6 separate regions of the Mus musculus genome follow, and all the other regions are linked to region 4. A link is a loop called in an ENCODE intact Hi-C map of the cell type or tissue named here. Cell type or tissue: heart. All regions are shown on one strand. Region 1 has its middle 43 kb from the start of Slc24a5. Region 2 has its middle 47 kb from the start of Sema6d. Region 3 overlaps Gm34484 (a long non-coding RNA gene). Region 4 has its middle 65 kb from the start of Gm39920. Region 5 has its middle 98 kb from the start of Sema6d. Region 6 overlaps Gm39920 (a long non-coding RNA gene).

What was found. A loop is a pair of places that touch in the nucleus more often than their neighbours do. Peaks named below come from ENCODE experiments on the same cell type or tissue, not always from the same donor. Only the 100,000 strongest peaks of a DNase experiment are listed, where the experiment ranks them.
Region 1: it touches region 4 in a loop (1.9-fold over the local background); 2 of 42 quality-filtered maps call a loop at or near these places.
Region 2: a loop joins it to region 4, with 4 times the contacts of the local background. A loop is called at or near these places in 6 of 42 quality-filtered maps.
Region 3: it touches region 4 in a loop (1.9-fold over the local background); 3 of 42 quality-filtered maps call a loop at or near these places.
Region 5: it touches region 4 in a loop (12-fold over the local background); 3 of 42 quality-filtered maps call a loop at or near these places.
Region 6: a loop joins it to region 4, with 7 times the contacts of the local background. A loop is called at or near these places in 2 of 42 quality-filtered maps.

The regions. Positions count from the first base shown.
Region 1 is chr2:125,022,568-125,027,567 of GRCm38, forward strand. No RefSeq gene overlaps it. Among named protein-coding and RNA genes, the nearest start is that of Slc24a5, 43 kb to the right of the region's middle. In heart, a CTCF peak has its summit at 2,020; a DNase peak (open chromatin) is centred at 2,084; H3K4me3 peaks cover 407 bases.
Region 2 is chr2:124,603,597-124,608,596 of GRCm38, forward strand. It overlaps a transcript of Sema6d not described here. Among named protein-coding and RNA genes, the nearest start is that of Sema6d, 47 kb to the right of the region's middle. In heart, a CTCF peak has its summit at 1,921 (motif pointing right); no DNase peak of the experiment used is centred here; H3K27ac peaks cover 471 bases.
Region 3 is chr2:124,702,850-124,707,849 of GRCm38, forward strand. It overlaps Gm34484 (a long non-coding RNA gene), which reads right to left. Exons shown (of 5, transcript XR_003953897.1): 5 at 3,001-3,929. Among named protein-coding and RNA genes, the nearest start is that of Gm34484, 16 kb to the right of the region's middle. In heart, no CTCF peak of the experiment used is centred here; a DNase peak (open chromatin) is centred at 2,322; H3K27ac peaks cover 1,475 bases.
Region 4 is chr2:124,856,696-124,861,695 of GRCm38, forward strand. No RefSeq gene overlaps it. Among named protein-coding and RNA genes, the nearest start is that of Gm39920, 65 kb to the left of the region's middle. In heart, a CTCF peak has its summit at 2,159; a DNase peak (open chromatin) is centred at 1,936; H3K27ac peaks cover 555 bases.
Region 5 is chr2:124,553,309-124,558,308 of GRCm38, forward strand. It overlaps a transcript of Sema6d not described here. Among named protein-coding and RNA genes, the nearest start is that of Sema6d, 98 kb to the right of the region's middle. In heart, no CTCF peak of the experiment used is centred here; DNase peaks (open chromatin) are centred at 1,643 and 1,983; H3K27ac peaks cover 976 bases.
Region 6 is chr2:124,738,778-124,743,777 of GRCm38, forward strand. The region is part of intron 2 of Gm39920 (a long non-coding RNA gene); the gene reads right to left. Among named protein-coding and RNA genes, the nearest start is that of Gm34484, 20 kb to the left of the region's middle. In heart, no CTCF peak of the experiment used is centred here; a DNase peak (open chromatin) is centred at 2,234; H3K27ac peaks cover 1,997 bases.

The sequences.
Region 1 (5,000 bases), 170 kb after region 4:
AGGAAGGTTGAGAGCCACTGAGCTAGGAGCTCTTCCCAGTCTATAATCTAATCAGTTCTTCTTAGACTCATCCCCTGGTGCCTTTTCCAAAAGCACATGCTACCTCCTACTCTTGCTATGTAGTTCATAATCCTGGCTCAGGAAACTGAACTAGGGAATTCCCAATAGAAAGGCTCCCTTCCTCTCCTATGTTACTCATTTATTTTTACTCACTTTGAACACCACCGTAGCGTTCACTTCCCCTCGTCAGTCCCATGATGCATTTTTCCACGCTGAGAGTCTTCACACAAATGAAAAGACTATGCCTCCGACATAGGCAAGCACAAGAAATCACTTTATTATGGAGAATAGACACTGTACAGGGCAAACTCCAGACAACATAAAAGTAAATACATTGCAGCTACTCATTACCTAAAAACAGAGACTTTGAGTCTATTTTGGTCTCTTTTTGACTCTTATCTCCACCTTCTCGAAGCCTGCCGGCTCCCACATCCCCATAGTCCTATCCTCTGTGTACTTCAGCCAACACTCAGCATCTGTCTTCAGCCTGCATCTAAGGGGCGGTGGGATGGGGATGGGTCAGGGATGCAGCTCTCCATCTGATTGCTTTGCACCTTTATATTGGAACCAAGGCTATCCAAACACCAAGTGGCCTTGACATTGAGAGGAGGAGTGCTCCCTGTGCTCTGTAGACTCCTGCCTGGCTCCCTCTCCCCACCGCTGAGCGAGCACCTTCTAAACTGTTCCATATCGACTCTAGCAGAACTAGCGGAAGACTTAGCAGCCTTCTTTTGACTTAAGCCAGCCTTGATCTACTGTAACCTTAGTGGCATCCTTTAGCTTTCAGCTTCCAACATCTCACTTCTGTCCCATTTTAAAAGAATGCCTAATTCAAAAAGTCACCCCTTTGGACAAGCAAAGTCTTAGCAAAGACAGCACGGGCTATATTTAAAGTCCTCCATGTCTCAGAGTGGCCATTTAACCAACATAACTATACCCAGCAATGCCAAGTATGACTTCGAAGTCTGAATGAGGAAGACAGTAAATAACAAAGTTATTTTCCCACAGACATACCTGAGTGAAGAGCCCAGCGAGAAGAGAAACCTGTGCTCACAAGTCTCAGGGCCCTCTGCACTGCCCTGCAGTCACAGGGAATCATTCCCCCCTTACATGGTCAACTCACTAGACTCACTCACCTAGGGCTCTGCTGCAGCCAGGTAAGCCAATGGGTAGAGTTTCTAAAAGTCCCAAGATGGGGTTCCATCCACCACATCTGTGGGCCAGCCCACCCTGAGCCTGTGGGAAAGTTATAGGTTTATATTGAAGAGCCATTTTTAAATGGAAGAAAGGAAAGAGAAAAGAGGGGAGGGGAGAGGAAAGGGATGGGAGGGGAGGGGGGGGAGAAAGCAAGAACCTTCAGAATAGAGAGGATTTGGGGTTTATTTCTTTGAGGGGTCAATTTCTCAATAAAATGTCTTTTGATTTGTTCTAATCCAGTGAAGTATTCATTTTGCTATTATTCTGTCAAATTTCTGAACTGATAACTTTCACGCTAAGAAAAAACATCTGCCTTTGTTTGGGAATTTGGGATATTTTTTTCCTCATTTCACTTTCTCTCTCCCTTTTATTATCACCCTCAAGATAGCCACACCAACACCACGGAGCCATTACCCAGCTGCAGCTTTGATCTGCTGCCTCTTTACTGTGGACCACAGATGTTGTCTGCCGTTGTCCCACCCTGCAGAGAGGTCAGCGAAGCTGTAACTCACAGACTGAAGCATTTGAAGAGATACCAGGGAGCCATCAACCAGACTTTCAAAACAGCGAAGAACCTACATTCTGAGAACTTTACTGTGGCAAGAAAATCAGGACAAAGTCTGCCTTTTTGTTGTCCAGGATGCTCGAGGAATCTTCCTGTCAACAGCCCAAGAGAGACCAGAAGCCTGAAGCAGCTCGACAGCTGGAAAATTACGTCCTCTTATGACAAACTGTGGGAGCACCTAGTGGACATCTGGACCGCTTGCTCTACCCAAACATCTGCAGCTCTTTTCTCTGCTGTTCTCAGATTAGGAAACTGAGGGTCAACCCACCCTGCTCCTTGCAACCAAAACTCTTCAAATGGACTTTGTCCAGTGTTGTACAAGCATCCCAGTCCCCTGTGTCCTTTTGCTCAGAGAGGAGATAAACATCCACAAAGAAGCTGAAGGTTTGTGTCCAGCTGAAAGCCACCAGCACAGAAAGGCTAAACGGGAATTGGAAAGGGAAATTGTAGTTCCATCTAAGTAGTGCATGGGGAGGTATCAGCTGGGGCTTTCCACCCGGTCCATGGAGGCCACTAGCACCGACTGACTGTGTTATATGCAGAAATCCATGATAAAACAGCAAGGATGCAGAGCTGGAGACATGGCTCAGTGGTTAAGAGCACCGACTGCTCTTCCAGAGGTCCTGAGTTCAATTCCCAGCAACCACATGGTAGCTTACAACCATCTATAATAAGATCTGACACCCTCTTCTGGTGTGTCTGAAGACGGCTACGGTGTACTTACATATAATAAATAAATCTCTGAAAAAAAAAATCAAGGATGCAGCCAAGATAAATGCAAACCCTTAAGGGAGATTTGAAGAAAAATACCATCCCCGTTATTGGTATTTCTCAGGGAGGGGTTGGGCATTGTTGTTTGGGCTTTTGATTCCCTTTGCAGAGAGTTTGGAGGAAAGGAAAGCAATAGAAATACTTCTCTACCATGTCATTGTGCTTGCCACACTATCTGGCTGCTGGGAGAAAGCTTACTCTCCCTAACTGCCTCATACCACCAAGGAACGCCAGGCCTCCCCACTGGGGTGAGAATTTGTGCTGTTCGCATGGGAGCAATGCATGAATCGTGCTGTGCTGAAGCTCTTCATGAGGCCCAGCCACATAGGTACCAAAAAAACTAAATAGACGTGCTTTCTGCCTGCAGAAGACTTATGATCTGGTATCCCCTTGGTCCATCTATGGAGAAATCGTCTGTTAACCTAGGGAAGACCTTGATCTGTATCCATATTAGCTGCAAAGTCAAAGCCATTGAGAGTAGCAGAAGCTGACGCAGGGCCAATTTCACATTGCTGGTTTTATATCCTAAGCAGTATCTCAGTGCTATTTTTTATTGTCCATCTGGTAAAGCTGGGGGTACAGAGGATCGAGAAGTCTGGTTCGAATGTTCTTTGATATAACCTGAAAATAATATGGTTGTAAAAGTAATGCAGGATAACTTACTATAACTTTCAGATGAGGGAAAGGTTTTAAGTATCATACCAAACCAGAAATAATGAAGATAAACACTGTCTTATTTGGCTATGGTACATACACACATACACATACACACACACTGAATTAGACAACATATATCATACACACCGTTGGCTGTCAGTTATCCGTTAGGTATATTAAGTTGGTTTAACTTTGCCTTGATGTTGCACTTGGGTTCTTATTAAGCTCTCTCTATTATCAACATGATAAGAATTTATTTGCATATTTAATCAAATAATAAATAAAACTTGAGACGTTCTCATCAATCAGCGGAGACAGCAAGCACATGATAATGAAAATGAAGCATGCAGACCTGGACTACATGCTGGAAAGAAAGAGAATACACACCTCAGTAAGAAAATGGCCGAAGGGTAAGCAGGTAATTCAGAAGAAATAAGTAAAAATGAAAATAGTCAGTGAAGTACAGAAAAAGTGCTCAACCGCAATCATTACCAAAAGAGGGAATATTACATATAATACTATAAATTATATATATAATATATATTCCATTATGTATACTATATGTCATAGACCTATACACAGACTCTGAGTTGGGAAAAAGCATAAAGAAATATAGTATATATGCTTTTATTAAGAAAAATCACAAGCTTATGTGCTCTCTGTGCTCGTGCCTTGACCACGCCGTCTGTAACTCTGATTAGCTTAAGCTATCTCACTTGCTGCTTGGATTCTGACCAACCTCCTAGCTTATCAGCCTGTCTTCCATCTTGCTTCTGTTACTCAGTTCTCGCTACTCGGCCAGAATTATCCTTTCGAGATATGAAGGTGATCTTCAGATCCTGCTTACACCCCTTCTTCCTGTGAAGAAGAATAGAGTGGGATCCCTGTCATTACCTCTAAGCCGACCTGTGGCTGGGTCTCTGTCCATCCTCCCAACCTTCTCAGCCCCCACCCCCACGCGCATTTCCAAGCGAGCTCTCTTCACTTCCTGTGCAGCTGTGTTTATGTAAGGCCCCGACACAGCGCTTCTCTCTCCCTCATTACTACGGCCTTCCCTTTAATTCCTCTTCCTTTAGAAAGCCATCCGTGAACTTTCAATTGAGTCAACTCCTCTCTACAACTCCTCTCAACAACACTGTGACTCTTTCTTCAGTAGCACACCAGACTCCACAGAGACCCAGCACATACTGGTGTCTCAGTCAATTTCATTGAATAAATTATGAGTCTTTCCAAAGATCATTTTGATAACACATGCCAACTTTTGGCACATGTACATTCTTTGCCTGAGAATTCTACTCAAATAATTTTTTTTCTTTTATCTTTTACATGCATATCACAAACATGTACACATATGTTAGCCAGGTCTGAGGTTTTCCATTTTAAAATATGTGCTTATTTTAAGAACAAAGAAGATACTTTTTTCTGGGGTAGAAAATGTAAGCTAATTTCTGTCTAATGTAGGCTGTATTGTATCAAAGGGAGAGCTTTGAGATTGTCACCATTGTTAAAGAGGTTACCCCAAATTTCTGTGGCAAAAGAATGATGTCAAATGTGAGAGCAGAGGCCAGTGAGATGGATCACCTGATAAAGGCACTGGTCATCAAGTCTGAGGACAATGGATGCACAAGACAGAGGAAGAAAATGGATTCCTGCAAAGAAGTTGTCCTCTGACAAATAAATAAATATAAGGTGAGAGCAGGTTGACTTGCAGCTAGGATGGGCAGCTCAGGAGGACCTAGCAATGCCCTCA
Region 2 (5,000 bases), 250 kb before region 4:
GTCACTCTACCCAGAGGACTGCGGACTCTGGGCATGTTTGTGTCCCTGGTGGTTTCATATGAATGGGTTAATTTAGCTCACCTGCAGTTTCTAAAGATACATCTTTCTTCCACAGGCTGGTCTTTTACCTGTGGATGAAAAAATAGATGACTTTCTTATTCCTATTGTTTTACTCTTTAGCATAAATGCTGGCACATAAATCAAAACCAAGCTGATTGTTTCCGCACTAGATTGGAAAGCAGCTATCTTTTAAGGACCAGGAGCCCAGTCTGGGGCCATGCTTTAAAACAAGGTACCCTGTGGTCATCTTACACAAGTAAAGGCCCAGCTAATTCTTGATTAGAGAGTAGCCTAAACCAATAGTCTAACCAAAACTAAAAAACAGGATTCAACCAGCTCGATAGTTACAAGGAGCTGAAATCATGGCTGATTAGCACTTCTTGCCAAATAAATATATTTCCAGAAATCATAATCTACCCTTACCTCTCTAATCTCCACCTAATTGATGTAGAAAATAAGACTTCTCCTTTTGTTTTAATATGACAGTTTCCAAGGTTGATGGCTTACAAATGAGAAACAGATCCACGGGAACTGTCTTTAGAAAATATACTTTTGGGATAGCATTGGAAATGTAAATGAAATAAATACCCAATAAAAAAAAAAGAAAATATACTTTTTGAGTCAACATGTTTAATAGTGTGCCTTGGTTTGGTACTAAGTAGGTATTATTCATTAGAAAATAATTGTGTAACTGGAATTCTTAATTAAAACTTGTGATGAGAAATGAATCTGTTTATTTTGTAATTATGACCCAGAAATGCAGAGCATATTGGAGTAGTTTATGAACACAATTCCAAAGACTTTAATATAGTAAAAGAACTCATAAGGGTTTTTTAAAAACAGGAATGCAGAGGAAACTGCACAAATGTGCACACACTCTCTGGAGACCCACTCGTATGTGATAAGACTGGAAAAGTGAATTGTTGGTGTAACAGGTCAGCAGTGAAATGGATAAGAACTTCCTGGCCATCCCTCTGGACATGTCTGGGAAAGCTCTCAGCCAGGGTTTTTGGTTTGTTTGTTTGTTTGTTTGTTTTAGCTTTGTAACAGAAAAGCAAAATGTCCATGGGGTTTTCTTTAAGGACCCCCTTTTATGTTTCTCTCAAAAACATAAGTTGCAACAGCTGCCAACACAATAATGAAATGGATCCATATTGTTTAAATGGAGTTTGGTAGTTGCGATCAACCTGACAAGAAAGTTTGTGATAAAAAAATAAAAAAAAATATTCAGGTCTGAAGTGGTTTTGTTGTTGAACCTACCAGCTGTAGGTTCAAAGACCATAGGTATCTTGGGGTCAAGGAAACTGGGGAGATTGGTTTATGGTACCAAGGTTTAGACAAGCTGTGTGTCTTTTGAGGCTCTTAAGAACCATTCCTGAAAGCCCTGTAACAGATTAGTGGGAGCGGGCAAGCTGGCCCTGTAACTGTTTAGTGAAGGTAGTGCAGATTGGTCGCTCCTTTGTGTCATCACCTCTAACTCAGCAGCAGATACCCAAGGCACAGGTTTAAATGCCTGTTAGCAAGTGAGTTGATCGTTCTTGCTGCTGCATCAGCATTTAACTGGGCTTTGGGATTTTTGGACAAGCCTATTATTACAGCTGAACACTAATAAGGCTTACTATTGATTTTTATAGCAGAGTATCAATTTCTTCCTGTCCCCCATTCGGAATGCCTTCCCTCCCTCATATTTTAGCTGTGTAATTTGTAATAACTCCATACATCTGATGTTAGGAAACTGTCTATTTCGCACCCTGACTGAAAAACAAACAGAAAAAGCAAAACATGTATTTGGAAAGATATAAATTACCCAGAATCCCATTCTGTTTTGTTTATTTGTTTTGTGTTGTGTTTTTAGCCAGTAGGTGGCTCTAGTGGCTTCTGGCAACAAGTCACATTTTGTGCCTCTAATGGCTGGACACTTCTATAGAGAGAGAATTTGGTGATGTTGAAATGATCAGAGAAACACTATCCTATCACCCTAACCAGTAACACAGACATTTGCAGCTTAAACAGTGGGGTTTATTTTACTATAGATTTGCATGGGTTTAAATAAATCTTATTCCTTATAGCTTACAAGTGACTCAGACAGTTGTGTGGATGATAGGATGTATATAATGTACAGATAAAAGGATGCTTAATGCTCATCTTTTGTCTGTCTTCAAAAAGACCTAGCAATATTAAAAGCTGTGGGGAAAAATAGTATTTGAAAGCCTCCAGTGTCCATGCAGTGGCTCCTGTGAAAGCATTAGTAAAAGTAAAGTGATTGGTTTGTTTCCAAAAATGCACGGTGCATTTTCTTTACACAGAGCAAGTGGCAGAAATTATTCATGCTAAGGTAGAATAGTAATCAAAATAAGTATTTTTTTTAAAAAAGTAAATTTTTATCATTCCAAATATGGGCATGGCTATTGCCACACTAGCATAAAACAGCAATAGAAATGAATTATGTCAGTAAAGTCTTGAGGCTTAAGATTTACCATGATAAATATTTTTCATTAAAATGAAATATCTTGGCAGAGTCACTTTCATATGCAAACTCTTGACACAAGGAGGCCAGCTGTGTCTATGCAGATGCAGAGACGTGGGTCTGTATTATTAATGATTTATTATGGCATGGAGAGCTTAGATTAGTTTTGAAAGCAGTCCCTTGCCACAAAAACACTTTCTATAATGTGTGAGTGTAAGGAATAGGGTGCGTGCATTCCAAACTGAAGTCATCAGAGAAACTGCCTCTCTCTTTGGAATTCTGATATATTTTAAACCATGAAAATCTACATCCTACACTATGTTATTTGTGAAAATTCATGCAAAACATTGTTCCCATCAATTGAATAATAGTATGAATATCTGAATTAAAAGACATAACCCATGCAGACAGGAGTAGAGATAGAACTGAACAAAAATCTATAACACACCCATTGAGTCCTGAGCCTCACATTTCCTGTGAGTCTGAATTGAGTTTCTGATCCAGTTCTGTAGCATCCCAGGATTGCATTGCCTTTGTGATATCTAGAAAAGTATTGTCTAGTGTTTATTCCATGCCTGCTGTACTCCTGGCAAGAGGTTAAACATGTCACCTGTATTATACCTTCCAGTCAGCCACAGAAGCCATTTAAAGTTTTATTAGCATGCTTGTTTTGCAAATAAGGAGACTGAAGCCCACTGTGGTTAAATAAATTATCCAAATCGCAAATCTACTGGGAAGTGGCTGGATTTGAATGCAAACTGTATAAACTCCAAACACTTCATTCTTAGCGGTTGCTATTCAGACCCCACTAAATAAGATGGAGCACACAAAACCTAATTACATGTGCGACATTAACTAAATCACCTACATTTCTTTCTTCTGCTTCTTTGTTGTTGTTGTTGTTGTTATTTTGTAGGTTTCCTCACCTTTAACATGGTGTTAATAATAGTATTTCCCTCATAGAATTGATGCACACTAATATTTTTGAAATGCTTAGAACAGCTTGGCAGATGTTAAGCATGGTATTTGTTTCATAGGTTTAACGGTTTAATAGCTAGTCGTTTAATGGTTAAGAAACTGCACTATTTGATAATTGATACATTTTACTGAGAATCACACGCAGAGATTTTCTGTAGATTTTAGATTCCCTTTTATACTTACAATTCAATTGGAAATGAGTTATTACTTATCATTGATGGGAAAACCACACAGAGAATACCAAAGTGTATTTGTTAGCCAGGTAGAGTCAGCCTTTGGGGGAGGGGGGTGAAAAGTGTGTCTATCCAATTCCTGCCTCACCCGACTGAACAAACATCCTCAGTGGGACTTTAAGACCTTGGGGCACAAAGTCGGTGCCTAGCATGCATTACTATGGAGGGCTATCGAATATAGCAGTAACACGCCTTTCTTATCTGGCCCAGAAGAGAGTATGAGAATGTTGCAGGCTCTGGCGCCACACCTGTTCCACAAGTATTTACTGAGTGTGCCCCCCAGTGCTGGGCACCAGGCCTGTCCAGGAAAGGAAGAGGAGAACCCTGGCCCATTAACAAGTGTCCAGTTGGGAGACATCCTAAGCAAGATAAATTAAATAACATTTCATAACAGAGAAGACAGTCATTCCGGCCCATACAGAGGGTTTGTGGGCTGAGGGTACTCTGACACCTAGACAACTTGTTGTTCAATCAAGAAATCAGAAATGAAGCTGAACCACTTTATAGGATACCAGAGAAAGCAGGAACATCAGGAGAGTGTGCTCCAGTGAGGGGCAGAGTGTGAGCCAATGTTAGTGCCTAGAGTGCAGAGTGGGTGGGAGAACGGGAATTGGCAGAAGTTAACAGGATTAAAGAGCTGAATGGTATGAAGTGGACAGAAATGATGGGAATCAGAACCACTGCAGTGACAGCCGCCTGAGTGCTTTCCTTGGATGCTTTTCTACTAAAGACTAAATGAAGAGTGTCATTTTCCTCTCAACACCCCCCAACTCCCACCCTTCCCCCTCTCACACACAACACAGACATGGTAAATCCTCAAGAGTAATCTTTGACCTTTCTACCCATGTCATGCTCTGGCCTCTCGGCCTCCGACAGAGCAAACAGAAGGATGACTCTGAGGTCCAGGCTGATATTTAAAGTGAAAACATGTAATTCATGGTTTCAAAGGACCCATCAGCATATTCTCCAGCAACCCACCAGACCATCATTCCTTTTATTCCCGGATTTAAAGACTCGGTCTGGGTAAAACTGTAATCTCTGGGTATCTTTTCCTCTAAGGCTGCCCACATGTGCAGGAACCCAATTTATACTGAATGTTGTAACTCACTCTTAGTAATCTCAATGCTCCAGAGTCTCTTCTGCTTCAGCAGAAGGACTGCCTCAAGTTTGAAGCCAGCCTGGGCTAAATAAGCTCCAGGCTAGCCTGAGCTACAACGTGAGATGTTGACTGGGGGTGTTTGTGGGGGGTGGATTCAGGAATC
Region 3 (5,000 bases), 150 kb before region 4:
CAGAGCTGGAGCTGTGTGCTGGGTTAACTACAGGTCCCGGCTAGCAGTGCTAATTTTAGCTGGGCAAAAGAAAGAGAAAACGCAGGGGAAAATGGCTCCGAGGCAGACTAATAATTGGGAGCCGTGAATCGGTGTCTTAAAAGGCAGGCAGCGTGGTGTTGAGAACATGAGCATGGGGAGGAGAAGCAGAATGATTAAGAGAGAGGACACGGAAGGATGAAAGTGCCCCTGGCACCGGAATTCTTGCTGACCTTGAGCCTCCCTTCCTCCGGAGAGGAGCAATCTCCCAATACTTTGCTTCTTGTCTCCAGTGGACTCCTCACCACCCAATCACATTTTAACTTTAAAATCACCACAGTCACAACTTGAAAAGGTTGCTGTACAACAGTGTGTTCCTGGTGGGTGGAAGGAAGGGCTCTCTTACTTTGAGTTGACCCCCGTCCCATGAAAATAATCATGAGCACTAAAGACATGCTTAAAGCTCCATGTCTTAGGGTGTCCATTGCTGTGAAAAGATACTGTGACCAAGGCCGCTCTTAAAAAGTATAGCATTTAACTGGGGCTGGCTTACAGGTTCAACAGTTCAGTCCATTCTCATCAAGGCAGGAAGGTGGCAGTGTCCAGGCAGATGTGGGGATGGAGGAGCTGATGGCCACTAGGAGCAGACTGGCTCCTACATGGCTAGGAGGAGAGTCTCAAAGTCCACCCCCATAGTGACACACTTCCTCCCTACAAGGCCACATTTACTACAGCAAGGCCACACTTCCTAATAGCGCCATTCCCTGTACCAAGCATATTCAAACTACCATGCTCCTCTACAAGTTCAAATGCTCCGGTGGGAGGCACATGCCCAGGGTACTACATGTCTGCATATAAGTCATAGATGCCCACTGAAGTGTGTGGATAAGGAACAGGACTGACTAATAAAAAAAAAAATCACTCACCAAAATTAATCAGACTTCAAGTCTATACATCTTAGTGAATGAACTTCAATATATTTAGAATCAACATTCAGAACAGAAGCTCTGAAATGTTATATTAAATTTGTATGCTTTCAGTATTTAATATATGTAGTGAACTTACCCACCACCAAAACCAAGAAAGCCTATGACAGAATTGGAGCTAGAAAAACAACGAGCTTTATTTCTACCTTATTACTTATCATTACCTAGCTTTAGTTTTATTTATTTGCAAGTTTTTAATAAAGTTTTAAATAAAGTTTATGTACAAAAAAAAAAAAAAAAGAACAGGACTGAGGTCTTGAAAAGCCATATAAGATATAGACAGTCCTATAGAAGTTGTCCTTACCCACGGCTCCAAGGGGTGGCTTCTCTCTTCTCTCCAAGAAACACCCAAAAACTTGACAAGCTGAGAAACAACCATTACCTACAGGCCAAGAATTGATTTCCTTTCTGTGGGTCAGTAGTTGACTATGGAGTGGAATGGGATCTCTTGGTGGTAATTTAGATGGTGGCTGGGCTGAAGATAACAAATGACTGCACCCTGGCAGACTCATTCATTTCCCCACGACAAAATATTTAGCAGAAGTAGCTAGCGGGAGGAAGGGTTTATCTGGGCTCTCAGTTTCATGATAGGAAGGCATGGTGGTGTTCAGGACAGTGGGAGAGACTCCTGTCTATGATGGCCAGGAGTGCAATTTGGCTTGCTCACATCTTAGTGGATCAGGAAGCAGAGCTTGAGCCAACAGAGGAAACAGAGTGGAAGTGCCCCTAAGGGCGGAAGTCCTGCCAGGTAAGTCACATGCTAACGGGGCTCCACAAGCTTTAAAACAGCAGCATGACCTGGAGACAACATTTTAAAGCAGAGTAGCAGAGATGGCTTGAAGACTGGTCTCAGCAGGGTCCTCTTCCCTACCCTGCACTTTTACCTGGGAAATAGTTATTAGGCTTCTTATATGGTAGCATAACCAGTCCTTCTGAAGGCCAGGCATAAACATGGCAAAGATCACGTCCACACTGAGGGTTTCACACTCACTAGCCAACCCATATTCACAGCGAGCTTGCCAAAAAGCATATCACCATCCCCAACCTGTCACATCTGGGTACCCTAACTGTGGGGAAGGGTGTAAGTGTGCACGCATCTAAGATCAGATCTCTGATATCTTACGGGCTGTCTACCCACCATGTCTTGGGAATCCCCCTTCTGAGGCTGAAAGTGAAATCATTTCCTCCTTCATCTCCCACCACTGTTGCCCCAAGCATGTCTGATACAACACTTTAGAGCTTGCTCAGGGGAAGACAATGCCTGCTGATGTAATGGGGTAAGGAGAGCCAGTGGGTTGCAGACTCAGCGTTAGCATTCGAAGAGGAAAAGCAACATCAGTGACTGCAGAGGCCCAAGCTGAGTTTCCTCAGGAAACCCTGCTTTTCATCCCAACCTTCCTGGCCCAGCCCCCTTTCTTCTCTGTCTTAAAAAGAGTAGTCACAGGATAGATCTTGTAGCTGCCAGAGTCAGACAGCTTTCCTGATTGAACAGCTGGTTTTCAGTTCATGCAGACTTTAGAGGCCCACCTCCTAAAATCGGAGCCCTCTCTCCTTAGAAATGTCAGGTGACTTTTCAACGTCTTTCTAAAAAATGCAGAGCACAAGACTGAAATCTAATAGAGATATGAGACCAATTACTTGTGAAGTATGGAGTGGGGTACTCAACTAATATAAGCCACTGAAATTGGGTGTAAAAATCTCTCTGTGGGCCAAGGAGATGGCTCAGCAGGTAAAAGCTCTTGCCACCAAGTCTGACAACTTTGACTGTGTCTTTGGAAGCCATACAGTAGATAGAGGGAGAGAACTGTCTTTCTGACTTTGCATATATGCTGTGCCCTGCACTCTTAAATACACACACACACTCACACACACACACACACACACACAGAGAGAGAGAGAGAGAGAGAGAGAGAGAGATTAAGAACAACAACAACAATGTGCAATAACTCTCCCTTCACAATTTTGTCCTTGCTCATTGGCTAAGGTCTGTGATGAGTGTGTTTCGTAGCTATGATTTTATTTGCTGAAGTCCAGAAACAGTTAAAATAGTACCTTCTGCAGATGCACAACTTAGCAAAGGAAACGGAGCACACTGGAATTGCCCTGTAAGACGATCTCCTTTCTTCTGCTCCTCCAGGGGCTGGTTCAGCCCCAGGGTTTAGTGGGAGCACAGAGTCCTCCAGTTAGGAGGCTTTTGTAGCAGTCCCAGGGGCATCTCCAAAACAGGCCTGCTTCTTTCCCTAAAAGGCTGAGAAACCTTAGAGTTCCTTTCTCCCCTGGGCTCGAAGTTTTTAAATTGTAAGCATGAAACTTGAAAGGAATGGAAATTTGTAGGCATCTCTTGCTAGTGCCCTCTTTTGGCTTATTGCTCAGAAATATGAATGCTGTATTTCACTGTGATTGGTCCTGTCGTGAAGGGAGACTCACCGAAGGAAAGAGAGCTATTTGAAAGTGAAGTTTGTTTTCTGTTTCAACTTGGACTGGGGCTTAACTCGCTGTTCCTCAAGGAAGGGAAACATTCAAGCTTGTTGTGAATCCCAATGTACACGGTGATATCATGGGTGTTTCTGCTTTCCTTTCATTCTGTTTTCCTTTCCTAGGTAGGACAAGGTACCTTTCAGGTGCATGAATTATATATAGCACATGGACCCAGTACTATGGAGGGAGTGGCCAAGTCTGTAGGATGCCTATGTTTCTTTGGGTGGAAAGAAGTGTGGACAGATGTCAGAGACTCAAGTAGGGTCTTGAAGAATGGCACTGAGGCAGGATACGGAAGAGGAGAGCAGAGAGCAGGAGTCTGAGCTGCTCAGGGTAATTGTCACAATTCTATAAATGTAATTAGGCTGAAGGCAATGTGGGTAGTCTTAGTATTCGGCAAAGATGCAGTGGCGCTTGTAGGCACATGTCTTCTGTACTTGGCCTTATCTGAAAGATCACAAAGCCAAGGTACAAACCTTTAGAAACAATTTTACATTCTTTCCTTTTCTTTCTCTTCTACGTTAGACATTCTACATCTGGGTATTTATGGGTAAGAAATGAAGCAACTTCATAGTAGTTTTGTTCATAGTAGCCACAAACTATAAAGAACATCAGTGACTGACTGCACAAGGCAGCTGTAATATAACTCCGACAGCATGCTGTTCGAGAATAAAAGGAAGTGAGCCTCTGAATCCTGACTGGAATGCGTCTTACCAATGATGCTACGTGCAGCACATGAAAAAATGTCCTACAGCAAAAGGAGATCGGTTCTCCTGGGACTATGAGGGAAGAGAAGGACAGCAGAGGGGACCCTGTTCTGAGAAGTACATTCCTCAATTCTCGTGACAGCTTTTCAGCTTGAAGCAGCTGTCAGACGTAAGAAATTTTACTCTTCAAATGTGTGAAGCTCATCATGTGCTTGTTTTGCCTCAATAAAGCTGTTACTTTTAATATCTGACTGGTAGGTGAGCAGAGATGTCTGAAGCCCAGGAAAGGAACTTTCATCTAAGACAGAAAGACCAGTACTTTAGATATCCTCAAAATCTTAGATATGAGGAGCATAAGCATGAGGAAAAGAGAATATTTTAGTTCTGGTCTGGGCTGAAGCCCACTCCACTGAAAGAAGAACCCACGAAGGAAATGGTTCTCATTCTGGGAGCCAGAGATTTATCCACTCAACCCTGTCTTCTCCTTTTCACAAGGCTCTGTTGCTCTGGACTCAGTAAGAGGTGCTCTCTGTCGTGGAGGCACCACAGCAGTCCTCCTACAGCAGTTCCTGTCAGGCATGCTCCAAGCATGGTTCAAGTATGGATCCATGGATCTGGCACTCCCAACCTACACAAGCTGGTTTGCACATTCTCGTTACTAAACAGAGTAATTAACTTAGCAATAAGTGAACACAGAAATAAGGCTAACATTTGTCACATCCCATGTCATAATTTTCTTCAGTTCATGGGGGAAAGCCACTCAATAATTTAAAGTAATCGCTCTAAAGATTTTATAGCCCAATGGTGATGT
Region 4 (5,000 bases):
CTGGTGACTACCACCTTCTCTGCCATAGTTGTCTTTATTTGCTTTACATAAGTATTTTTAGGGAGATATTTTGAAATTTGATAAATTTTCCATTAACTTATTCATTTGTGTATTGATCTCAGCGTGGTCATCTGTTTTAGTCTGTGGCTCCTAGTTTGTTATTATAACTGTTTTGATATATTGTCCAAGAATCAGTCAGTGGGAGCCCCTCAGATTAATTTGTGTCTTTTTGGCTTGTTCCCAATCATATACCTTGTTTATTGGATATATCTTTACTTTCTAATACAAGTGATTGCTTCAGAATTATCTGTGTTTTATTTTGCCTCATCTCTGGGATTTCTCACTGGTTTATTTTGAATAATAGCAACATATAGTTATCAAGGGATGAATATCCTTCTTGCTATTGGGCTATTATTGCTCCCAGACTGTCTATGTATAGGATATATTATATCAATAGATAAATGATAGATAGATGATAGATAGGTAGATAGATAGATAGATAGATAGATAGATAGTAGATAGATAGATGATAGGTAGATAGGTAGGTAGATAGATAGATAGATAGATAGATAGATAGATAGATAGTAGATAGATAGATGATAGATAGGTAGATAGGTAGGTAGGTAGGTAGGTAGATAGATAGATAGATAGATAGTAGATAGATAGATAGTAGATAGATAGATAGATAGATAGATAGTAGATAGATAGATAGATAGATAGTAGATAGATAGATAGATAGATAGATAGATAGTAGATAGATAGATAGATAGATAGATAGATAGATAGATAGATAGATACAGACAGACAGACAGACAGACAGACAGACAGATAGACAGATAGACAGATAGACAGATAGACAGATAGACAGATAGATAGATAGTAGATAGATAGATAGATAGACAGACAGACAGACAGACAGATAGACAGATAGACAGATAGACAGATAGACAGACAGACAGACAGACAGACAGACAGACAGACAGATAGATAGTAGATAGATAGACAGACAGACAGATAGATAGATAGATAAACAGACGGATAGATAGATAGATAGATAGATAGTAGATAGATAGATAGAAAGAAGACAGACAGACAGACAGATAGATAGACAGACAGACAGACAGATAGTAGATAGATAGATAGATAGACAGACAGACAGACAGACAGACAGATAGTAGATAGATAGACAGACAGACAGACAGACAGACAGACAGTAGATAGATAGATAGATAGATAGATAGATAGATAGATAGATAGATAGATAGACAGACAGATAGATAGACAGATAGATAGACAGATAGATAACTGGAATGTATAGAAACACTGAGGTCAGAGAGGCAGATCCCCCATGTGGCCTGTGGTAGGGACAACTCTTGGAGCTGAAGTGCCCCATCCTTGGTGACTTTGGGGTGCAGTCTGTTCTTTGTCTTGAGGCTGTATGACCTATAGCTCAGTCCTTGTCACAAAGAAAGAAATCAAACCCTAGAGTGGGGAGCCTGTGTGAGCCACGGTCTACATGGGGCAGAGGTTGATTGAAGGCACAGGGAAGCAGAAATAGACGCAAGGTCATATCTCTGTTAGTCCTGCCTCCAAGTGTCGGAGTCTTTCCAAAATCTCAAGTCCCAAAGGCATGTGCCCACCTGTGTCTCTTCCAAGAGATCTGATTGTTGGGACCAGAATGCATGACTAACACCAGTCACCCTGGGGGATCTGTCTAATGAGATCTATCCTCTATCTACCCAGCTATGTATCTACCTACCTAATTTTCTCTCTTTTCACATTTGTACTTCCCTTCCCTGACAATGAGAAGCCTGACTCCCATTATCTTAAAATGTTTCCTTGTCTGCTCAACATCCCAGGAGGCACCCCACATCCTGTGGCTGACTCACACATCCCTCACCTCCCGCCTCCTCTGGCAGGCTGCCCTCTCCCAAGGTTTTCTGAATTGTTCAGAAAAGGAAGGGATAGGGATATCCCAGGAAGGAAGGACAGGAAAGGGAAGGGTGGGGCATAAAAGGAGAAGGAAGTACCTCTGCCCTTTTGATTATGTAAAATAAGAATGTTTCAGTGCGCATTCCCAGCTTAGTCAGTGCTGTAAGCATGTTAGTCAGAGACACATGGACCTATGCCAAGGGGAAACTGATATAACCATTGGAGGGCACCCTCGTTTCAAGCCTTGGGGCATTGCAAAGAAGCCACTGCTTTGGTCAAGCTTTCTGGCATAACTGTAGCCTCCTCCATAGCAATCTCTGGATACTTGTAACCAGGAAAATAGAGCCTAAGATGTGACTTATACCTTAGGGCGTCTAAGAAAGAGACTGAGCTGCTGTGTTTAGTACCCACAGATGTGAAGGGTGATCACAGAATTCCTGGGGAAAGACGGATGCTCCACCTGATGCCCAGGATGCCTGCTATTTATCTGCACAAGTGCTCTCAAGGGTGTGTGTGCACTCATAGGAGACGCCACCTGCTTTGACAAAGGGCTACCCGTGGGTAGGTTGTTTGTGTCTGTGGCAGTGGGTAGAGGCTGGATACCCAGCTTCACAGTGTGCCCTGCAGCAGCTAGAGCACTTCTCAGAGACCTCCACTCAAGTGAAGCTGGAATTCTTGAATTCTCCACAGAAAAAGAAACTTGGGGTAAGCTTGGAAGAAGCAGAGTAGGAGGGGTGATGATCTTTATGCAAATCTAAGCACAGAGTTAAGAGAGAGGCTCTGGGGAAGGGCAGTATGCTCCGAAGGTGTGGGTTTGCACTTCTCAGATGCATCCACAGTAGCTTCACATAGGATTTCTGTTTATATTCTTCACACGGTTTCTTAGGATACCTTACACACACCCCACACTCACACACACACACACACACACACACACACACACACACACACACACCTTTTCCTCTTGTTGGTAAATGACATCATAGGGTGGCTCTGAAGGTACCATGGACAGGATGGCAGTATGAAAAGGCCACATGGGTCACCAAGGGTTGCACAGGAGACAAAGAAATGTGTACTTTGGTGGGTTTTATTTTTTGATTTCTTGTTTGTTTTTTCTTTAGAGGGAGAGGCTCTTTTGAGATTGATAGAAAAGTGCGAGTTTGTAGCTTGGAAAGTAGCAAGGGCATGTGAGTTATGCCTTAAATATGGAACATCGGTAGTTTAACATTCTTATTTGAATCAATGTTATTTGGGAGGAAAGCAGTAGAAAGGGACTATTGAGCACTGGTTGCTTTTCCAAAAGTCCCAGGTTCAGTTCCCATCAACCTCACAACAGTCTGAAACACCAGTTCCAGGGTATGGGACACTCTCTTCTGACGTCTGCAAGAACGTGCCACTTAAATTTGCAAGCAAAAATCCATAAGTATAATTTTTAAAAATAATATTTTTTTAATTTAAAAATGACTATTGTCTCTAGATCAGCAACCTTCATAGTAGATTTTGTTAACTGTACTGGAATTGTTGATTCTCAGCCAGTGAGAGGCTTTCACCAACCTCCAGGATGAAAGCTCTCTCTTCCTTCCCACATCCTTTCTAGCTAGCCTTCCATTTACTTGCCTGGACAGTGAGGAGTCAGCTTTTCTATCTTCTTAATGGCCTGAAAGATGGGTGAGCATGTGAATACCGAGCTGCTGAGTTAGGACCCATACAGCCTGACTCCAGTGTAACCATGTAGGACTAAAGTAAGTGTGGTACCCAACACTTACATCACCTCTTTGTACCTCCAGACTCACTTTTCCTAGTTCCTCATGTCTTCCTATGGAAATGCTTTCTTATGCCTCCTCCAGGCCCGATTCTAGTAGGATGCCTGGGCACATCATCTCAGCTCTCTTCCAAATACGCTGTGATACCATGAGCACATATGCTAATGTGGCCCATTGGGAGGGGCTTCACTTAATAGTTTGCATTTTTGTTCAGACAACTTCCATCTTACGTTGCAGCTAGCATCAACCTTTGCAAAATAGTGGACGCCCTAACAAGATTCTCAATTTGCACATGATTTTCTTTTTAAAAGATCTTGTTTTCCAACTAGCTGATAAGATGAGAAGTCTTTTAAGTTTAGTGGAAAGAAAATAATACAAAGTAAAGCCAAAATTGAATGCTATTTCTAACTTATCCAATTAGCAAAGACTTTGAAAATGGTCTTACTCAATCCTCTGCGGGTGGGAGTGCAAATTGGTACCGTCTTTTGCAAAAGTAATTTGTCAAAATACATCAAGAATCTGAAAAGTGTCACAATTCTTCGGCTCAGTTTATATACTTTCAGGAATCTAGCCTAAGGAAAATAATTTGAATTTTGGATAAAGATTTGTGCACTAAGGAGTTTATCTTCCAACACAGGAAATAAATTAGATGTTCAAGAGACTGCCATCCTGGAATAAATGAAGTCATTATCTGATTGAAGAATTTTATATGGCCGAACAAAGATATAGGAATGTTTAGTAATATGTGCTTTTAAATGGATTAATAAGTTGCACATGCCATCAAGAAATGCTATTTCATCTAGGCAAAAGAATGTATCCTTAGGAAAATAATTTTTAGAAGGAAAACCTAGCAAAATCTAAAATAAAAGTGGTATTTCTATTTGGGGGGGGGCATAATGCAGATGTAAGTGATTCTGTCTGTCTCATGTGTGTGTGTGTGTGTGTGTGAGACGTCATCACTTTCAGCAATCAGCATGTGTTACTTTTTTAATTAATATGTGTGCTTTAAATCTGTACCAGCTCTTCACCTCTTGGATTTCCCTGGGACAGACACTATTGAACCATGTTTGCTTTGCAATTTTTCCCCTTATCTTTATAATACCACCTTTACCGTCTTGAAAAAGGATCTTTCTTATAAACAGTTTATGAAAAGACAGGTGAGCCTGGGGAGATGGCTCAGCAGGTGTAGTACCTGCTCTGCAAGAATACGGATCTGGGTTTGCATGCCCAGCACTGCTGTAAAGCCAGGGTGAGGGTGTGCAGCTATAAGCCCAGGTCTGAGGAGGCACAGAAAGGCAGATCTGC
Region 5 (5,000 bases), 300 kb before region 4:
GCATCAAGTCCTTATGGTGATTCCTATTCACCTTCCATATTTATACACATGCATATAAAACTATGTCACTTGCTTCAAAGTAGTAAGGTGACAATGATGTGTTCAAACCTGCAGAGACAGCCTGACTTGTTGCTACTCTCAAGGAAGAGTCAGAAGGATCACAAGTTCAAAACTGACCTGAGCTATACCTAGTCCTCTGGGCTAGATGTGTGGCTTGGTGGTAGAGCATGTTCAAGGCCCTGGGTTCTATCCCCTAGAAACTCATACATATGCCTAGAGGGAAAATCTATTATACAGATTTATTTGAGAAGATTCTTTACCTAAATAACTACTGAGCTCTAGAGGGGTAATGCATGTGTTTATAGAATGTTTTGCAGGCTCCAACTATATGTCAGGAAACATTCAAGATAGCAATGCTTTTTCATAGGACGATTTTCTTTCCTAAAGACTTTCAAAGTTAGTTTTAAATATGTATATGTGCTTGTATCTGTGAGTGGGTATGTGCATTTGAGAATGGTTGCCATGCCTCCTTGGTCCTGCCTTCTGCCTCCCTACTATGCACCCTGTGAAATTCTTCCATCCTCCTCACTTGAGCCCCACTGGTCTGGAATGATTGTCTGCTCCCCAGGCCTGAACCAAGCAACCTGCTACTGAGCACCCAGGCTCGCTCTCTACAGCATCTTCTGAGTTGAACCCATCCATCAATTCTTTGTGATGTTTCTTATATATTTCCCTTAGTTGGGCATCCATCTGAAAGGTTGTGTAGGCTTCATGAGTGACCTCAGAGAGCATGGATGCTACACAACTCTGGCTGCAATTGTCATAAAGGGTTTTCTTTATTTCCCAGCTTTGACAGTGGTAAGGAGAGTAGGCAGCTATCAGCTGGTGTTACCTGGGAGCCCTTCTGTCTCATCTTTCAGAAACACTCTCCACATCCTAACAATGTCTTCCTTTGTCAGACGTACCTGATGCATGCTCCTGTTGACTGGGGGAGGCTTATTATTTCATGTGTCTCTGTAAGTGGAGATTGCTGCTCTGAGGAGGAAGGGGGAAATCGATTGTCTGTTCCCGCAGCTTTAGAGCTATCCTGGGCTCTTAGGGCCTCAGAGTTGCTGTGTTCCCACACTTTCTGCTCAGCTGGCCGCTTTGTTTCTTCCCTTTCCTCTCTTCAGTTGTGCGTCTGTTTTCTTTTCTGTTGTTCCTTTGAACTCCTTAGGAAGCCAAAACTGCAGTCAGACAGAAGAACAGGAAAAGCTGCCCATGAGCAGACTTGGGCTGGGAAATTCCTTTTGTCTCTTTTCCCTTAAGGACATATTTTTATTTTATGTGCACAAGTGGTTTGTGTCTGCATGCACGTGCACCATCTACCTGCCTTATCCTCGTGTCAGACAGAGGATGGCATTGGATCGCCTGGAGCTGGAGTAATAGGTGGTTGTAAGCTAAAGGTGGTTTTATTTCTCTGTAAGAGCAACAAGCTCTCTTAACCACTATCTCCATCTCTCTGGGCTCATGTTCCTTTAAAAAAAGAGACTTGCACACATTAACCTAGAAAAGCTGAACACTGGCTCAACAATACAGCCCAGTATATCCAGAGCCAAGCCAGAGTGCACAGTGACTCAATAATACAGTGTGTCCAGAACCAACCCAGAGTGCCAGATTTCTTTCTATCTGTAGACCCCACCCCTTGTCTCAATTCTTAGGCCACAAATATTGCTATCCTAAAAGGTGCTTTAGGGTATGAGTGCTTACCCATCCTGAATGTTCCCACAGCATTAGAGGTCACACATCCTGTATGTGTCTCTTGAAATGGTCAGCCAGCTGTTAGAGGAAATTTACAAGACACCTTTTCCTTAAATCTACAAAAATTGCTTTTGTCAACAAATTCCTGTTCAGACTTCCTGCTCCAGCAGTGTTTGCTTCCTTGCTGCTGTGAGAGGAAACAAAAAATAGAACGGCCTTCCTGCTTCAGGAAGTTGGGCCCAGACAAGTCTGTGTGCCATGATGAGGCCAGCATCCTATGAAAGCCTCTGGGAAGTAATCCATTGGGGTATTATATTTAGGAACAGCCTGACTGAGAGCATCCCTGTGGCATTGAAGGGATAACCTTGTGCTCAGTTGGCTTGTCCTTCATTTCTGTTTAAAAGAATCGGGAGGGATGCAGCGTACAAAATGCTTCTGAATGGAGCAAGTCCTCTAGGCTTGATGGCATCTCTTCAGAATGGGAACTGTGTAGGAAGTGCAGGGATATGCAATGGCAATATACGCATGCGCCACTCAGTGTGCAGAGAATGGTGCTGAATTAAACTCGGCTACTCCTTCCATGACTGGTATGAGAATTTCCCAAACCTCTTCTTTTTCTTCCATATTTCTTCACACTTGGTCTTAGCCAAAAGTCCAAGAAGTGATCCTCCATACTTTTTTCCATCCAGACTTTGTGCTCATCACACAAGCAGCAAGTGAAGCGTCTACATATTAATACACTTTCAGTGTTTGAAAGAAAATTGCTCTCCAAGTTTGTCACCATTCTCATATCTCTTCTATGGTTTTATGCCATCCTAAACAGACTACAACAGAGACAAGCTCAATCACCCTGAGGGACAGCCATCCTGGGAGCTAGCCTAAGCCACATGTGTGAGTTGTTCCCAGGAGATCCAGTCAGAAGCCTGATCTAAGTTGAGCCTTGGAATCCTCTTAACTCCTATATCTGACAAGGGGATAAAGAGGCAGCCAGAGGATTCCTGTCACGCCCAGGCTTCGTGTCTCTCCAGTTGAAGCACTTGGAATTATGGAACACAAAAACTACTGGTGTCAAGCCCTATTCAAATGCCAGAGCCACAGAATATGTGAGCATATGAAAATGCCACCAAACTGTAGGCTGGTCAGTTGTAAGGCATGGACAACTGAAACAAGGACTTGAATTTCTGAAACAGTAAATGATCACATGGAACAATTTTGCAAACGGTGTTCAATTACATGGTGGTGAAGCCTGTGTTGGGCTATATGTTCATATCCCTATAGCATTGCACAAAGAGGCCTCAGCCCACTTGGGTGACAGTAACAACGCTCCATACACTGGAGGGCTTATCAACAATGTTAATGTCTCAACAACAATGTCACAGATCTGGAACATGGAATTCCAGAATTCAGAGCTGGGTTGTTGGGGACTAGTGAAGGAGCAGCTCTTAGTTCACAGATGGCCATGCTCTTGGTATTTCTCAGAAGGTCTGAGGGGCTTCTCTGGGGACCTTTGATAGGATCACTAATCCCTTTCAGTGAGGGGTGTCCCTACCATAACTCAATGTCTTCTAAAGGCCCCATCTCCATATTCTACCCTGTGAGTATTACGATTCAACAAGTCAATTTGAGGGATGAAGACATGCAGCCTGTAGCATCCAGGAGGCTTCCTGGGAATGTTTTAGATGTTAATAACCTCTACCTTAAGGGAATTTCCAAAGTGCTAGGCTACACCTAGATTGGCTCCAAAATCAGCCACTTCTCTTCCAAGAAGCTCATTCTCTGCAGTGATCCTTCCCTTAAAATAATAATAATAATAATAATAATAATAATAATAATAAATATGTCTATTCTGTAAGATTTTTCTCAACACAGTAAAATTGTCTTTAAAACTGCCTTGAAAAATGATTCCTCCTGTAATCCAGCCATGGGGCATCTCTTATCTCAGGACTGAACCCCACTGACTTTATATATCTCTCCTCATGTGCCTTGTGGCTGGAGTGAACTGTTACAACCACAGTCTAAAGTTCTACATCGTGTTAAGAGCTTTCAGATAACTTGGGTCAGTTTGCACTTTGTTGTACTATGAACAGCGCGTAGATATAACAGTGAAAAATGTTAAGCCACACAAAATGTCTGGCCTGTTCCAACCTGGACTTGCCAGCTAATTTCCACCCGGCAGTTTATAATGTACACAAAACTGCAAAGCCTGGAGTGTAAAGAGCTGGGTAATAGATGGGCTGTAGACTGCTCCTTGCTGCCTGCTCTGGCTTCATACACCACAGAAATTACAAAATCAATGAGATAAAAGCCACATGTCATCCCGTTCTTTCTGTGCTCTACTTACAGCCCAGGAGGCTGAAGGGTCACTTTAACCCTCTAGTGATGCTCTGCCAGTTGAGAAGTGTTACTTCTCACACTTTAAAGTCAGAGATCCTTGGCCTTCTAAATGGGTCCTCTTCCGGCCCAGTTCAGCTTTGTCTGTAGACATCACCACTACATCGGAGGATCTCCCTACTATGGATGCTGTTCTTGCAGGTCTGACATCAACTGCTCTTTGTGCCACCATGAATGCTGTCTTGATCCCTTCTCCAGAGCCACACACCATGCTCAGCCCTGGCACTGCTGGCAGAAAGAAATGACTGTTGGATTCTCACCTTATACTTCTTCTATTGTTCTCCATAATTTTTAAACAATCCAACATAGAAAAGCTGGTGTTAAAAATATCTCCCAGAGATTCCCTCATGGTTATTACTTTGGTGTTACTATTGAGCCCCTACCCTGGTCTGGCAGGAAGCTTATCTGAGCAGTTCAGCTCAGACACTTTGGAGGAACCACTTTTTGGAAACCTTCTTGGCACTCTTTGCTTCCAGGCAGTGAAATGTTCATCTCATCTTCAACACCTCTAACATTTCTCACACCTACGCCTTTGTCTTCCTCTCTGTAGCACTTACAGGGAGCTGCTCACAAGTTTCTATCTTCATATCCAGCCATAAGCTCCTGGGGCAAGACTGCATTTGTTTTTCTCTGGGTCCTGAGTTCCTGACACAGTGCTAGCATAGGACACATGCTGGTGAGCTGTTCATTGACATAGTGCATGGCTAAGTGACAAACAATCCTCCATGCTTCTCCTGTCAGCTGCCAAGTATCCCTTGGCAATCAGTAGTCATCCGCTGCCATCTTCCATGACTTCTAGTCAGGACTCCTGGCACCCGTATCCGTCCCCAGGATGATCCCACCTGTCCCTTCGCACATAAGTGAATTCC
Region 6 (5,000 bases), 120 kb before region 4:
GTGACTGAAAACAGTGAAATAGCTTCCAACTTTACTACACACACACACACACACACACGCACACAATACACACAATACACTTACAGCACACACACACACACACACACACACACATATAAATATACATGTGTAACATATATATTTATTCACATATACATGTTATATTTGTGTATAAATTATATATGAATTATATGTAATATATGATATATGTCAAATTCTTGTATCTAACTTATACCTGGCTTATATGAATCAATACATTCTGCATTTTGTTCAAAGTAGTGTAGAGTTTTGGTTTCTATAATCTAAAAATATAAACACATTGTATTTATAAATTTTCAGATCTAATAACCATTTCTAGACAGTCTTAAGAAAGACCTGACTCAAGAATCTCAAACTAATCCTGATTAAAAAGGAAAAAAATCAAAATAAAACTGGCATTAGAGTAAGAGATTACCCTTTGGAAAGTAATGGAGACAAAATGCCTTTTCTTTTCTGACAAGAAGGTAAGTTTCAAGGGTGACTGGGATTCTGTGAAGAAGGATACCTGAAAGTTACGGAGAGCAGACACCTTGAACAGTCGTCGGCTTGGCAGGACCCCAGTCAAGTTATCTCTGTGGATGGAGAAATCGTCAAAGAGAAGAAGGAATGCCCAGGAGGAATGACCTATTAGATCATCCCAAAGTCACAATGCTCCAGGTGAGTGTGCAAAGCACTGCACTGCTGACAGAGCTAGATATTATATGAAAGCTACAGAGAGAGGACCGGAATTGGACTATGTGTGACTTTCTGAAAAAAAAAAAATTTCCAGGGAACTAAAGACAGCCTCTTTTTTCTCAGCTTTGTGACTGAAGAATTAAACCAAATCAAGAGAACCACGGAGATGTATCCTGATTATAAAAAGGCTTCCATACAGAGTTCTGCAAACCAAAGCTTCAAATATCGCCAGGAAAGGTCATGGTGGGAGCGAGATTCATTACAAACCTGAAGTATGAACTGAACTCCACTCTGCAGAGTGGAGAGCTCTCAATACCAGCAACTCTATGAAGAGCTGGCTTCATATCTCTCCTCCCCAGAGCAATCTGCCCTTCACTGGATGGCCTTTGCTGTCCCAAAACATAGCTCCACCAGACAGATGGAGCAGGCATGATAGGCAGAGGGATTCAACATGTCTGAAGGCCTTAGGGGGGTTGATGAAGGCAAAGCAAGAAAGCACATCAAGCAGCCACCATGCCCCCTACTGTGCCAGAATTCTTCTGGAAACTCCTGGATCAGAAGACCACTCTAAGGTGGAAGCCATCTCCTTGTGTGCCTCTGGATTCTAGGACTAGGACAGACAGAGTCACCTTTGTTACCAGGGAAGTGTGAAGTTGCCGTTCAGTGAGGGAAGGCAGGCAGGGAAAGCAAAGGAGAAAGGGGAAGATGTCTGTTCTCTGATAAGAAGTTAGAATATGAAGGCTGAAGGGTAAGGAACTGCAACAAGCCCTAGGGGTTTGTTGCATGTACTCCTGTGGAGGGTCCTGCCAACCTAGGTAACTGGAGAGATCATCTCGTGAGGTCTGGCCTGACCTAAAATACTATTTTTATGTCTCTGCCTTGGGGTTAGGATGCTTCTATTTTACAATATGGCAAGTGTGCTTGAGCAACCGGAGGCCCAAACAGTAAGTGAGAAGCAGCTCTTGACTGTGAGGGAGTCAAAAATTGAGATAAAATAAATTTGTCAATAAACCCTTTTTGAAATAGCTTTCAAAACCAACAGAAATAAACCAGAGTTGAAACCTTCTTCAAGCCACGTGACCCAAAGCTTTGGAGCAGACGGATAGCACACAGCTCCCTCACTCTCTCCTCTCTTTCCCTCCCAGGGAATTGTGACAAGGGTTATAAACCAGTTCCCTAAACTTTGAAACTACAAGGATGGAGTTGAAGGGCTGATGTGCCAACCCTGAGCTGAGGCTGAAGGGGCTGCTCTTGTCTTTCTTTCTCCCACAAACCTGACAGTATCCTAACACCAAACCCGAGTCACTTAAGGGAAGAGGAGACCACGTGGAGGAAATAGATGTTTCTCACTGAAATGGAAAGGAGCAGCATCAGATAGACCACCGTTTTAGCTGGGAATCCCAGCAAGGCATTATGGGAAACGCCTCCCTGGGGCTAGCCAGAGTGAATGTTGGAATAGAGAACAGATACGAGCGAGTACAGCTGCTGTAGGCGAGACGAAGTTTCCATTCCACTGAAACTTAGAAGCACTCAAATCGAATTTTCATGTTGGTGTGGCAATGGTGCTTTGCCAAGAAATTAAACTTAGTAACAGGCAGGTGTTTCCGGGGTGCTTTCAAATTACACTGCCTTGAGAGTCTTAGAGGAAGCAGATAGCATACGAATAATCAAGAAATAACCAGAGAAACGGGAAGAAAAATAAAAATAGTGCTGCCTTCCTCGTATTGTTTGCCGTTGCTCCCCTCCCCACGTCCTGTTATTGCCAGAATGCTAAGTGACCTTTTCTGTGTTTAATTACCCAAAAGAAACAAGAAATGAATGTCAGGGAAAGAGAGGGGCTCCTATCCGGAATAGCTTGTCAAAATAACAGCCCCCAGGGTCTTTCCTCTTTCTGGAGGATATTCAATATTAGCTTGAAACAAGTGGAGATTAAAATGGGAAAAGGCATATGTCTGAGACACCAGGGAAGGTAGAATATGCTCAGGATTGAAAACAGTCAAGCAACGCCATGTCTCAGAAAGTAAAGGCTCTCTGTTATTCTTTGGAAGAGGGCAGTTCTTGTAGGGTACAATGTTGCTGAGAATTTTAAAGCCAAGTTAAAGTGAGATGCTCCTATTCAGAAAGTTCTTGTGATGATATCCACTTCCCAGCAATATAATCATTTCCACTGGCTATCGCGCAAACAGAGCTTCTTATATAAACAAGCTGCAGAGAGTAAGAAAAATGCTCAGAGTTCCTGACATGCAGTCCTCTGTCACACACCATTCTCTCCAAATGGCCACAGAGAAAATAATACTAATCTCCCTGCTGCTCATTACTTTATTAGCATCTGATGCCTTAGGTCCCTAATGAAATCCACTTTACTGCCCTGGATTATTTCCTGACTCAGTGACTTTTTTCATTTCACTATTATGGGGCTTGATAAGAGCTCTGGGGAGTGACATAAGGGAACCTCCATTTGAATTATAAGACTTCCCATTTGCAATTTGGACACTGAGCCTGGACACCTAGACTCCCTTTTCGGTCTTCCAGTCAGTGTCTACATAAACAGAGATGGCGCAGGGTCCTGGAATGGGTGCACCATTTAAGTCTAGACCAGTTGTTCTTAACCTTCCTGATGCTGTGACCCTATAATTCCTTATGTTGTGGGGACCCCAACCATAAAATTATTTTCATTGCAACATCAAAACTGTAATTTTGCTACAGCTATGAATTAAAATGTAAAAGTCTGATATGCAGGATACCTGATAGTCACGTGAAAAGATTGTTCTGACCCCCAAAAGGGGTGGAGACCCACAGGCTGACAACCAGTGGCCTAGGAAAAAGAATGTATTTGCTGAATTGTGCATGGAGGGGAGAGGGAGGAGGGAATGACAGGATCATGTCTCTTTTAAGGACTTAGTGGTTGTTTGTTTGTTTGGGTCTTGTTTAGTAATCTACTCAGAGAGTTTTAGGGCTAGATAGGTCTAGAACTCCTCAACTGAAGCCAATCACAGAAGGGATGTTTTCCACACAGAGATCTGTCATCTTCCAAGTTCAAGAGAGCACTATTCCAAAAATTCTATCTGAAGTTACCTCAAACTCAGCTTAAGCCCTACAGAGTTACTTGTCTGGTTTGCTTTCTATTGTGATAGAACAGTCCATGACCAAAAACAACGTGGGGAGGAAAGGGTTTATTCGCCTTATTTGTCAGAATCACAGCCCATCACTAAAGGATGCTGAAGTTCAAGGAGGGCTGGAACTCAAGCAGGAACCTGGGCAGGAACTCCTGTAGAGATCAAAGAGTAATGCTCTATACTGACTTGCACCGAGTATGCTTATACCACCCAGGGGTGACAGCTCACCACAGTGACCTGGATCTCCCACATCATCACTAATAAAAGCAATATCCCCTAGACCTTCTTATAGGAAATCTAATGAGGATATCTTCTCAATTAGTTTCCTTTTCCAAAATGACTGTAGTTTGTTCCAACTTGACCACAACAAACCAGTATAATTTCTTTTACTTTCCATAGACAGGCAGACAGACAGACAGACAGACAGACAGACAGACACACACACACACACACACACACACACACACACACACCATACTACTAGTTTCAGGTTTCTAAGCACTGAAGTGTTTCTTTTTATAATGCTGTCCACAGACCAAAGCCCAGAATGACAAACACCAGGACTCTGTGCTGCGCTAACTGCATGGGTCCTCACCTAACTATTTATGCTCAACCTAAACCCACACAGAAATCATGCCAGCTCAGTGGAATAATAACAAGAGGCCTTTAGAGCGTGTTAAGTGATGAAGAATAAGCCCTCATGAACAATATTGGTGTCCACAGAGCCCCATTGTCCTACCATGTGACCACTGGGTAAGAAGATGGCAGCCTGCGAACTAGGAACTGAGCTATTCCCCACCACAGAATCTGCCTTGAAACTGGCTCCATAATCCATCTATCAGAAATGAGTGTCTGCTGTTTAGAAGCCATCTACTTTACTGTGTAGCCACAATAGATTAAACGAGCCAGTGACTAACCAGACCTATGAAGTCCATCTAATGAAAGCCTGCTGTGGCCTGATTCCCTTGTCTATATGCATGCATTTACTCCCTTCCAAAGACCTATTTGATCTACTTCAAACTTCTTTCCTTCTTCCTTCTTTCTTTTTCTCTCTCTTTCTTCTCTTTTCCTTCCTTCCTTCCTTCCTTCCTTCCTTTCTTCCTTTCTCTCTCTCTCTCTCTCTCTCTCTCTCTCTCTCTCTCTCTCTCTCTCTCCCTCCCTCCCTCCCTC